Regions from separate parts of the Homo sapiens genome. Here region 2 is linked to region 1. Evidence: chromatin contacts called from ENCODE Hi-C or POLR2A ChIA-PET data. All regions are on one chromosome and are shown on one strand. The core of a region is the stretch at or near the end of the contact, and the rest is flanking DNA. Distances in the headings are between cores, read along the strand shown. Region 1 holds the start of SKP1 (S-phase kinase associated protein 1). Region 2 holds the start of LINC02999 (long intergenic non-protein coding RNA 2999).

Region 1 (4,945 bases), core at 1,632-4,131:
GCACTGACAGGGTTGCTCCTCATAGGAATCCTCCTGTGAATGCTTTATAGCAATGAAGACTCCAATGAAGACTTAAAAAGGAAGATCATTTCTGGAACTGAATTCATCATAAAAACTGGATTTTCCCATCTGGAATATTTGAATCCAAGGCTTTAGTTTCCCTGGAGGTAGTATGCTGGGAACAGTTGTAAATTAGAAAATGTTCCTGCATTTGAGGAATGGGGCTAAGATTGACTGCCTGGGCTGTGATGGCAGATACGTAGCTGGAGCTGGAGTGACGGCTGGGAAAGTCTCTTTGGTTTTGTTTCCTTCCTCTGTAGGACAAGGGGTTCTGAATACCCCTTGGTGTGGAGCATGTGGAGTGATTGGAGTAAGGGTGGAGCCTCAGCTTCCTCAGGGCCAGCTCTGGAAACATAGGTACCCCTGCTCCTCACACCCACACATGTATCCACACGTACCAAGGGGACTCTGTGGGGGCCAGTCCTTTCTGACCTGGGGTGATCACTATGGATAAATGAATGGAGAGGAGTCACTCCCAGCCTGTCCCACAGTGCTACAGCTACCTTGGCCCTCCCGAGTGGAGGTTTGAGAGAAGGTAGGGTTGATCCAGAAAGTATGGCGCTAAACTAGTCACCTCTGACGAACACTCTTGGCTCCTTCCTGGCAGTGCTTCACCACTGATACCCTACTACACAGGTTTATGCACTTACTCTGGGCTTGAGGATCACCTGGAGAACTGGTTTAAAGGGCAGAAAAACCTGCCCCCAGGGAGTTATTAGATTGAGAGTGGACCCAGGAATCTGCATTTTTCTTGAGCCAATTTATTTTTAAAGTTAAAAAATTTGAATATGTAATACATTCATGTGAATTGATACCCAAAAGATACAAAGGGGTATAAGGTGAAAAATTATTCTAACCCATCCCTCAGTGACCTAGTTCCCTTCCTCTGAGGTGACCAATTTCTTGTGTATCTTTCCTGAGATAATCTATACATATAGCACCATATACAAGCAAATGAAATATGTTTTATTTATTTTTTTGAGACTGGGTCTCACTCTATCACCCAGGCTGGAGTGCAGTGACACCATCTTGGCTCTCCGCAACCTCTGCCTCCTGGGCTCAGGTGATCCTCCCACCTTAACCTCCAGAGTAGCTGGGACTACACGCTCACACCACCACACCCACCTAATTTTTGTTTTTTTGTAGAGACGGGGTTTCACCATGTTGCCCAGGCTGGTCTCAAACTCCTGAGTTCAAGTGATCTGCCCACCTCGGCCTCCCAAAGTGCTGAGATTACAGGCGTGAGCCTCCACGCCCGGCCCCAAAATCTGTTTTAAAAGCAGACATTTCTTGGTGATTCTAATAAAGGGGGTTCTCAGACATATTTGGAAAAATATATCCCTACTTTTATGCCAGACCCTGTGCTGGGTCCCCGGGCTGTGTGACCTGACACTGCACAGTCCTGCTTAGAATGCTTAAAGAGAGTTAATAAGGTACCACCTTCTATGCCATAGGCGGGGAGCAAAGGGGCTCCAGTGGGCCCTGCCTAGGAGGCCTGAAGCTAGAGCTGCTGAGGGCAGGGCTGTGCTGCAAAGAAAATGTCTGAGAGCTGCAGGCGTTTCATCTTCTGTCATCAGCTGTGGCACCTGGCAGACACTGGATAGGCTTGTAGACAAAGACCTGGTAACTCAAGGAGCTGCTTGGCCTTCCTGCCCAGTCCCATCCCAGAGGCACTGTACATCTCTGGTTTCTTCAGGGGGCCCTGTGTGGAAGTATCTTTTGTCTTCCTGGTGTCAGGGATATCATCACGTGCCTGTTGGCTAGGCGAGCCCGGCGCCCAGTCTCCTAGGATGGGGAGAGTAATGTTCCCGAGCAGAACAGGGTGGGGCTTTCAGACTACTCCCTTTCCTTTACAGCTGGCTTCATTCCATCGACCTCATCAAAGCCTTCCTGGGAGCACCCTAGAGAAGAGTTACGTCCAGGCCGGGCCCTGGCTGCCTGGTTCACGGCGGAATCCCCAGCACCACGCCTCGCACGTCGGGCTCAAAGCATGTTTAGTGAAGGAGTAGGTACCTACTGCTAGATGGAGCCATCTCTCTAGACTTGGGGTTTCCCTATAACGATGGCTATGTTTGGCATGGAAGCCTCTTTAGAAGTCAATAGTAGGAAATAAGGGCTAACAGCACCTAATTGTGGAGTAAGGTTCAAATCCTAGCTCTGCCACTTAACCGTTCCGAACCTGTTCCCTCACTGCAGAGGCGAAAAGGCTAACACTATTTCACCTCGGAGGGTTACCGTGGAGAATGGAAGCTGGACAAGCTGTATCAGTTCAGTAGTAAAACACACACACACAAGCGCCCCACCCCCACCCCACCCCACCCCAGGAATGAACACACACACCCGCGCGCGCACATACACCTCAGGAATGAACACACGCGCGTACACACACACGCAGCCCCCCCCAGGAGTGAACACACACACACACGCCCCGTTCTGTTGTTCCCAGGAACACACACAGAGACGCACACACTCGCCCGGTTTTGTTTTTTCCAGGCTTTTTAACTGGGGTCTTTCACTCGGCTTAGGGCACCGCTGCCTGAAAGACCTTTCTAGGCCAGTCGGGGTCCGGCACCCAGTTGACGAGACAGCGCGGCGCTTTCAGAGCTGGGGAGAGGCGAAAACTCTTCCGGCCCCCCGATCCCCCGGCCAGCCGCCCCCGGCAGCTCCTTGCCGCCTCCCGGCCTGGGCCCGCCCAGCCGTTCTCGGCCTGCCGTCAGGCGATCTCGGCGGCCAGCCCAGCCGCGATGTGACGCCGCGCGCCCCGGGGTCCTCGGCGCCTGCGCCCTCTCCTATAAAGCAGACGCCGCGCCGCGCTGCGACGCTGTAGTGGCTTCGTCTTCGGTTTTTCTCTTCCTTCGCTAACGCCTCCCGGCTCTCGTCAGCCTCCCGCCGGCCGTCTCCTTAACACCGAACACCGTGAGTAGCCGCCCACTGAACTGGAAAGGGTCGTGGCTACCGGATTGCGTGCCGGCTGGCCTCACCGCTGCGGTTTGGGCCTGCCCGCGGCGGGCGGTGACTGGGCCTGGCCTTCTTTCGGGCCCGGTGGATCGCGTTGTCGACCCTGTTCTTCGGGAGACCCTACCAGGTTCCGTTCACCTGCCCCGCCCCCGACTCAGCGAGGCCTCCTCTGGCCGGGCGTCCTCACGGCGCTCCATAAGTGAGCCGAACCCCGGGCTGGGCCTTCTCTGCACCGGCCGAGCGTCAGCCGGCGCGGAGCTCGGCTGCAAGGCCCAGGCTGCGGCCGGGGGCCTCTCTTGGTCTTAAGCCTGCTGTCCCGGGGACCAGGGCGGGGGTGGCGGCGGGGTTGTGAATGGGGGTCCCTTGGCTGTCGTGAGCGTGGGCGTGTGTCGGTGTCTGGCTTTTGTTGTGGTCGGGAGGGAGAGCTGCGGTGGTGGTCTGAGGCCGCCCGGTTCTTGGCTCCCATCCTTTCTCCACCGTGTCTGGCGTCACTAGCTACCGGTCGGTCCTGGCTAACCGTGTGCGGGCGCCGGCTTTCTGCACATAGCCGCCTGCTCCATCTGAATATTTCTTAGCGTTGTTTTGCCATGACTTGGAGTCGTTGAGCAGATACCATCGTCAGAGTGGTGTGACTTGTAGGAGCCTTAACTGTGTATAACTTAACTCTAGGTATCTGGCTTTTAAAGAAATAGGACGTCTACCTGCTTTGATTCACTTTTAATGGAAACTTCACGTTTGGGTTTTAGGGACATGCATTTTTCCTTTAGAGCGTGACAGTAGAATGTATCCGTTTCATAGAACAATACCGTCTCCTCCACTGTGCAGTCTAAAAAGCAGTGTCAGAATTTCGGGTCACTTAAAGCGCAGGGGTTTTTTTTTCTATATGATGTGATAGAACCCGCTTTATGCTGGCCATGGAGAATTATTTACAAGTGCAGGAGCCTTTAGGCCTCTTTCTTTAGAATGGAATTGTTTTGAAAGCATTTCAAATAAATATTTCATCCATTATTACTTAAAAATTTTGCACTTTATTCTACTGTAACACTAAAACTTATCTTTGAGTTTAGTATTACCAAGTGCATCGAATTACAGATTAACCGATTGACCAGCTGCTATTTAGTAAGGTCTCAACTCCCTTAAGAGTAACCCAATCCACAAACTTGACTATGACTAAGCACTTATCTTGAGTTATTTGAAAGAAATATGAAACGGTCGTCTTGCTTTTAGAGTAATTTTAATCAACTGCATTGTTAGATTTGTGATTCTGCACTGTTCATTTCAGTACTATCTAATATAAAAATTACATGTTTAAATGTTTTATAATTAAAAATTGGGCTCAGGTTAAAATATTTTCTTTTGGAGATACCTTTTGTTGTGGTCTTGTCACAGGAAGGGTCCTCTACTCTGCATCCTTCTCCATTAAGCAGGGACAACTGCATTATTGGCAAGCGCTAAGCAACATGGAGAAGCAGACATGTTTGTGAATCGCAAAGTGAAATCTGATTCTCTCCAACTATGGATGAGTGAGAGTAGGATATTTCAGTGGCTGGTTTTAAAACATGCTTTACTTTTTTGCTTCCTTTGCCTAACAACCTGTTTGCTTTGGGGTTGGCGACAATTGTCTCAGAGAAGCTGAATGAATATTTTAACCGATGTAATGGGTCATAAGTCTTTGAACATAAAATGGGTGTGATGCATGTTTTAAATGCCAAATGATACACTTTTGGGAAAATATATGCGATTTGTAATACAACACACCTAGAAAACTTCAGAGGTGCCATAAGTTAATAGTGACATCACCGGATTATGAATACTTGAGAAGCATGGGCCTTTTAAAAGTTGTATGTGAGTTTTAAGAGGCCTTGAATTAATCTGTACCAGGTATTGCTATTCTTTTTGTTGTTGTTGTTTTCCTTGTTTGTATGTT
Region 2 (4,945 bases), core at 649-3,148, 260 kb before region 1:
TTTGCAGGCTCCTTGTCAGGGTAGAACCGGCCTGTCCTCACATCCTGCCCAAACACATGCAGACTAGGATGCAGCAGGCTAGCAGCTCTGCTCAACACGCCTCCAAATGGGTGTGAAAGGCCGGCGGGGCTGGGGACGCAGGAGTGTTCATATTTTCAAGTGGCTGCTGCCCATGAATCACCAACTTCATTTTGTGCTCTCAGCTCTGCGAAGGCATCATTTCCACCCAGACTCACATGGAGCTGGCGGCCAGAGCCTCTTAGTGGGGCTATAAATAGCAGATCATCAACTCACCTCCTCTGAGCTCATCACAGGCTCCTCGGTTTACTGTGCGTCTTCCAGCTGCCTGCACGTCACTGTCACTCAGATTTCCCAGATGAAACCTGGCTGAGAGACTCAGGGCATGCTTTAGGTGGCTGCAGGGTTTTGGTTTCCAGAGCTGTTTAGGGTGACAGTGAGTGCAACAGCAGACTTTTGAAGCACTTGACATTTAAGACGTCATCATTATAATCTCAGGTCTCTGTGCTCCTCTCCAATTAAATGCAGTAGGAAGGGTCTGTCATTTCTCTATGAGTCCTAGAAACCAAAGGCAAAGGACTCACCAAACACACACCCAGAGAAAGCCATACGGAATGGGTAGCAGCAAATGAAAGGCTTCATGCTGGCTGGGCATGGTGGCTCACACCTGTAATCCCAGCACTTTGGGAGGCTGAGGCCGGTGGATCACTTGAGGTCAGGAGTTCAAGACCAGCCTGGCCAACATGGTGAAACCCCATCTCTCTTAAAATACAAAATATTAGCTGGGCGTGGTGGCGTGCATCTGTAAGCTCAGCTACTCGGGAGGCTGAAGCACAACAATCGCTTGAACCTGGGAGGCAGAGGTTGCAGTGAGCCAAAATCATGCCACTGCACTCCAGCCTGGGCAACAGAGCAAAACTCTGTATAAAAAAAAAAAAAGGCTTCATGTCTTCCTGTGGACTTTCTTCCTTGCACTCTGAATGAAATACTTTATGGCTCCCTGGCTTCAGAAGTGAGATTGCATTTTTTAGTATTACCCTTAGAGCTTCCATACAGAGTCTCTCCTTGTGTCAGGCACTGTGTCCAGCCTCTGCATGCAGCATCTCATCGAGTCACCACAAAGCCATATTGAGTTAACTGCTGGCAACATTTTCTTTCTATAGGTGAGGAGGCTGTTGCTCACAGAGGACAGGTGACTCAGCCAGAGCCACAGAGTCAGGATTTCAATCCAGGGCTGCTGGATTACAGAGCCCAGTCTCTGAATCACCAGCCTTTCTGACTCCTGCAGAAGAGGGCTATGTTTGTGTCCATGCATGTGCCTACGTATCTTTGACTGAGAGATGTGAATGACAGTTTCCCTTCCCAGTTCCACATACTCCATGACTGTAAGTAGGAGCCAGGTGCTCACAGATTCACCATCCCCCAAGTCCCAGGCCCCTTTGTCACCTGGAATGTCCCATGTCATCATCTCCCAAATCTGATTTTCTTCTAAGGTTGCCTTGCAGGCCGGGCACCAGTCTCCAGGCAGCTCTCCTGGCCCAGTTTGATGGTCTTCTTCATGTTTTCCTCCCTTCAGCCCCTTAAACAGGCAGAGGCCAGGTGGGGCTCGCCTCAGGGTAGCATCCCCATCTATTTCCCCTCTCTCCCTAGACTCCCAGCCCCATATTTGGGGTCTGGTCCCCTTTAGCAGCCTGTCACAATGACCTCTGCACCTGTGGAATGTTTTGAGAATGCAGATTCCTAGTTCCCTCCCCAAACCACCTGAAACAAAATCTTGAAGGGCAGAGGCTGGGGTGTGGATTTTTTTTTTTGAGACGGAGTTTTGCTCTCCTTGCCCAGGCTGGAGTGCAATGGCACAATCTCGGCTCACCGCGACCTCCACCTCCCGGGTTCAAGTGATTCTTCTGCCTCAGCCTCACGAGTAGCTGGGATTACAGGCATGTGCCACCACGCCTGGCTAATTTTGTATTTTTAGCAGAGATAGGGTTTCTCCATGTTGGTCAGGTTGGTCTCAAACTCCCGACCTCAGATAATCCACCCGCCTCGGCCTCTCAAAGTGCTGGGATTACAGGCGTGAGCCACTGTGCCTGGCCTGGGGTGTGGATTTTTACAAAGGTCTCCCAGTGATCTGATCTAGAGCCCCCTGGACTCTAGCCTCTCCCTCTCTGAACCTTCTGAGCTACAGCTATCAACTTAATTTTCCTTTTTTTTTTTCTTTTGACACAGGGTCTCACTCTGTTGCCCAGGCTGGAGTGCAGTGGCGCAATCTCAGTTCACTGCAACTTCCGTTCCCTGCAACCTCCAGCTCCCGCGTTCAAGCGATTCTCCTGCCTCGGCCTCCCAAGTAGCTGGGACTACAGGTGCCTGCCACCACACCCAGCTAATTTTTGTATTTTTATTTATTTATTTTTCTGAGACAGGGTCTCGCTCTGTCACCCAGGCTGGAGTGCAGTGGTGCAATCTTGGCTCACTGTAACCTCTGCCTCCTGAGTTCAAGCAATTCTCCTGCCGCAGCTTCCCAAGTAACTGGGACTACAGGCGCCTAACACTACGCACGACTAATTTTTGTATTTTTAGTAGAGATGGGGTTTGGCCATGTTGGCCAGGCTGGTTTTGAACTCCTGACCTCAGGTGATCCACCTGCCTCGGCCTCCTAAAGTGCTGGGATAACAGGTGTGAGCCACTCCTCCCGGCCAACTTAATTTTCTGAAAGCACAGTTTGTCTCATGTTACTCTCCTGCTCAAAATCCTTGGGTGGCTCCCAATGCCTGCAGAAAAATCCAAAGACCTTGGTGTGGCATTCAAAGCCCTATCCATCTGGTCTACTCACTCGTCTGCTAACTTTTCCCTGTCACGGGCTCCCAGCCTGGCTTTCCCGCCTTAGCTTGTCTGGACTTTCTGTATCAGGGCACAGTGGAGCACACTGAAATGGCAGCAATCCTTCCCTAAGACTGTGAGCCCTTCTATAAGAGGAATGACTGCTAAAGTGTCCTCATAATTTGAGAGCCTTGTGTGCAGCTTTACATGAGGGGGTTTTGTGTGGCCTGCAGATGAAAGGAGATCCACCAGCAGATGCAACACAATAGCACTAATGTGTCAACACAGGAGAGTAGAGAAGTGGGGCTCATGCTGAATTCCAAAGAGATGATATTTCAGCGTTCCCCTTGCTTTTTATTCATGCACAGGAGATGGACCAGACCTTCAAGCACTGGGGCAAGGGCCGTGCTGCCAAGCGCCTCTCCAGCTTTTCCATCCCCATTCCAAAACAAAAGCAGAGAGACATATTTGGGTCTGGTTGCTGTTGTTCAAAAGGTCAAGAGTGTTTTACCGATACCATTAAACAATGTGTGTGCTCGGCGTGGTGGCTCACGCCTGTAATTCTAGCACTTTGGGAGGCCGAGACAAGTGGATCAACTGCGGTCAGGAGATCAAGAGCAGCCCAGCCAACATGGTGAAACCCTGTCTCCACTAAAAATACAAAAATTAGCCTGATGTTATGGTGCATGCCTGTAGTCCCAGCTACTCGGGAGGCTGAGGCAGGAGAATTGCTTGAACCTGGGAGGCAGAGGTTGCCGTGAGCCGAGATCGTGCCACTGCATTCCAGCCTGGCGACAAAACGAGACTCTGTCTCAAAAAAAAAAAAGAAAAACAAACAAACAAAAACAAAACGAAGTGTGTGTTTAGACTTTGATCCACTTCCCATAAAGAAACATCTACCACAAAGCAAAACAAAAAGCAACTGTGTTGACTGAAAGCAAGATTTCAGAACAGGGCCTGGAAAGTGTCCCCCGAAAATGCTTCAGAGTGAAAACTTACACGAAAGAACTTCTGGTTAAACGTGGCAGAGGAGTCTCTTGTGAATTGTGAATCTCTGCTCCCTCCCAAGCCCTACCAAATACAACAATACAGGAGTAAAAAAGAGTTAAAAAAAAAAAAACAAAAACCCGACAAGGTCTCTGAGAATAGAAGAGGAGGCAGCAGCAGACGGAGGATGTCACCACATTTTCGTAAGGTGGGAAGCAGAGGAAGGAGTGGTGAGTCACACAGAGGCATGGAGGGAGCTGAGGCCTGATCCCACAGAGGGGAGGAGAGAGGCAGGTGGAACTGCTGGGAGACAGAGGACCGCGCTGTGAATGGCAGGAGTGTGGTGCCTGCCTGAGAGCCAGGTGAGAGGCCCAGGTGGGCAGTGGGCTGTCTGCTCCTGCCCACTCCTGAAGGAGACCTGAGGTTTACTCCCTGGGGAATTTGGATCAGCACATCAGGTACTGTGAAGAGCAGGTATGGGGTGCAGAACTGGAAATATGGGGAACAAAAGGAAATCTAGATACTAAAAGGTAAACTCTCAGCCCCTTTTCCTCACCCTGTTTCTAGATAACCTAGGAGCCAGGCACATTTCTCACCCCTTCACCCCACCCCAACCCACCCCCTACTCCACGACCACCACCTGAAAATGAAAGAACCTTTTTCTGTAGAAATTGAGCAGGCTCAAAGGGAAGACCTTTAGATACAGGCATTTGGGGCCCTCAATGAAAGAGCAGCTCAGGGACAACCACGCCGCGCAGGGAAGTCCCCCATTAGTCAAGCTCTACCCAAGCAGGTTGGCCATCCATCTAGTCATCTCTTCAGCACATAATCCTTTAATATGATCAGAGAGAAGAAGAAAACTTTTAAAAATGCTATAAAATCCTCAGGGAGATAAAATAAGATTTATATTTCAAGGTTCATTTTCATGAACTGGCAGAAAACCAGGGATAAAGAAAAGACTCTAAAAGGATCCAGAAAGAAAACAGGTGACTCCAAAGGATCAGGAATGAGAATGGGAGTAGGCTTCTCAGGAGCAGTGCTGGAAGCTGGAGCAGAATGGAGCAAGGCCTTCAGAATTCTGAGTGAGAATGATTTACAGCCTAGAGATCTAAACCCAAACCAT

What was found. Hi-C counts contacts between places; a loop is a spot of excess contacts on that map. ChIA-PET counts read pairs that join two places held with the same protein, here RNA polymerase II (POLR2A). Pooled maps may share reads with other maps.
Region 2: a loop to region 1 is called in a map of mammary epithelial cell, with 3 times the contacts of the local background. The contact joins the promoter of LINC02999 here to the promoter of SKP1 in region 1. A Hi-C loop is called at or near these places in 1 of 168 maps with a recorded cell type or tissue (mammary epithelial cell) and 5 of 50 pooled maps. POLR2A ChIA-PET finds 5 or more read pairs at or near these places in 6 of 52 experiments (A549, AG04450, H1 and 2 more).

What each region holds. Positions count from the first base shown.
Region 1 is chr5:134,174,886-134,179,830 of GRCh38, reverse strand. SKP1 (S-phase kinase associated protein 1) reads left to right here and starts at 2,881. Exons shown (of 6, transcript NM_170679.3): 1 at 2,881-2,976. RefSeq lists enhancers at 1,463-1,977, 2,881-3,130, 3,221-3,500 and a silencer at 2,651-2,730.
Region 2 is chr5:134,432,000-134,436,944 of GRCh38, reverse strand. It overlaps LINC02999 (long intergenic non-protein coding RNA 2999), which reads left to right and starts at 1,898. Exons shown (of 3, transcript NR_105044.1): 1 at 1,898-1,955. RefSeq lists enhancers at 1-110, 1-727.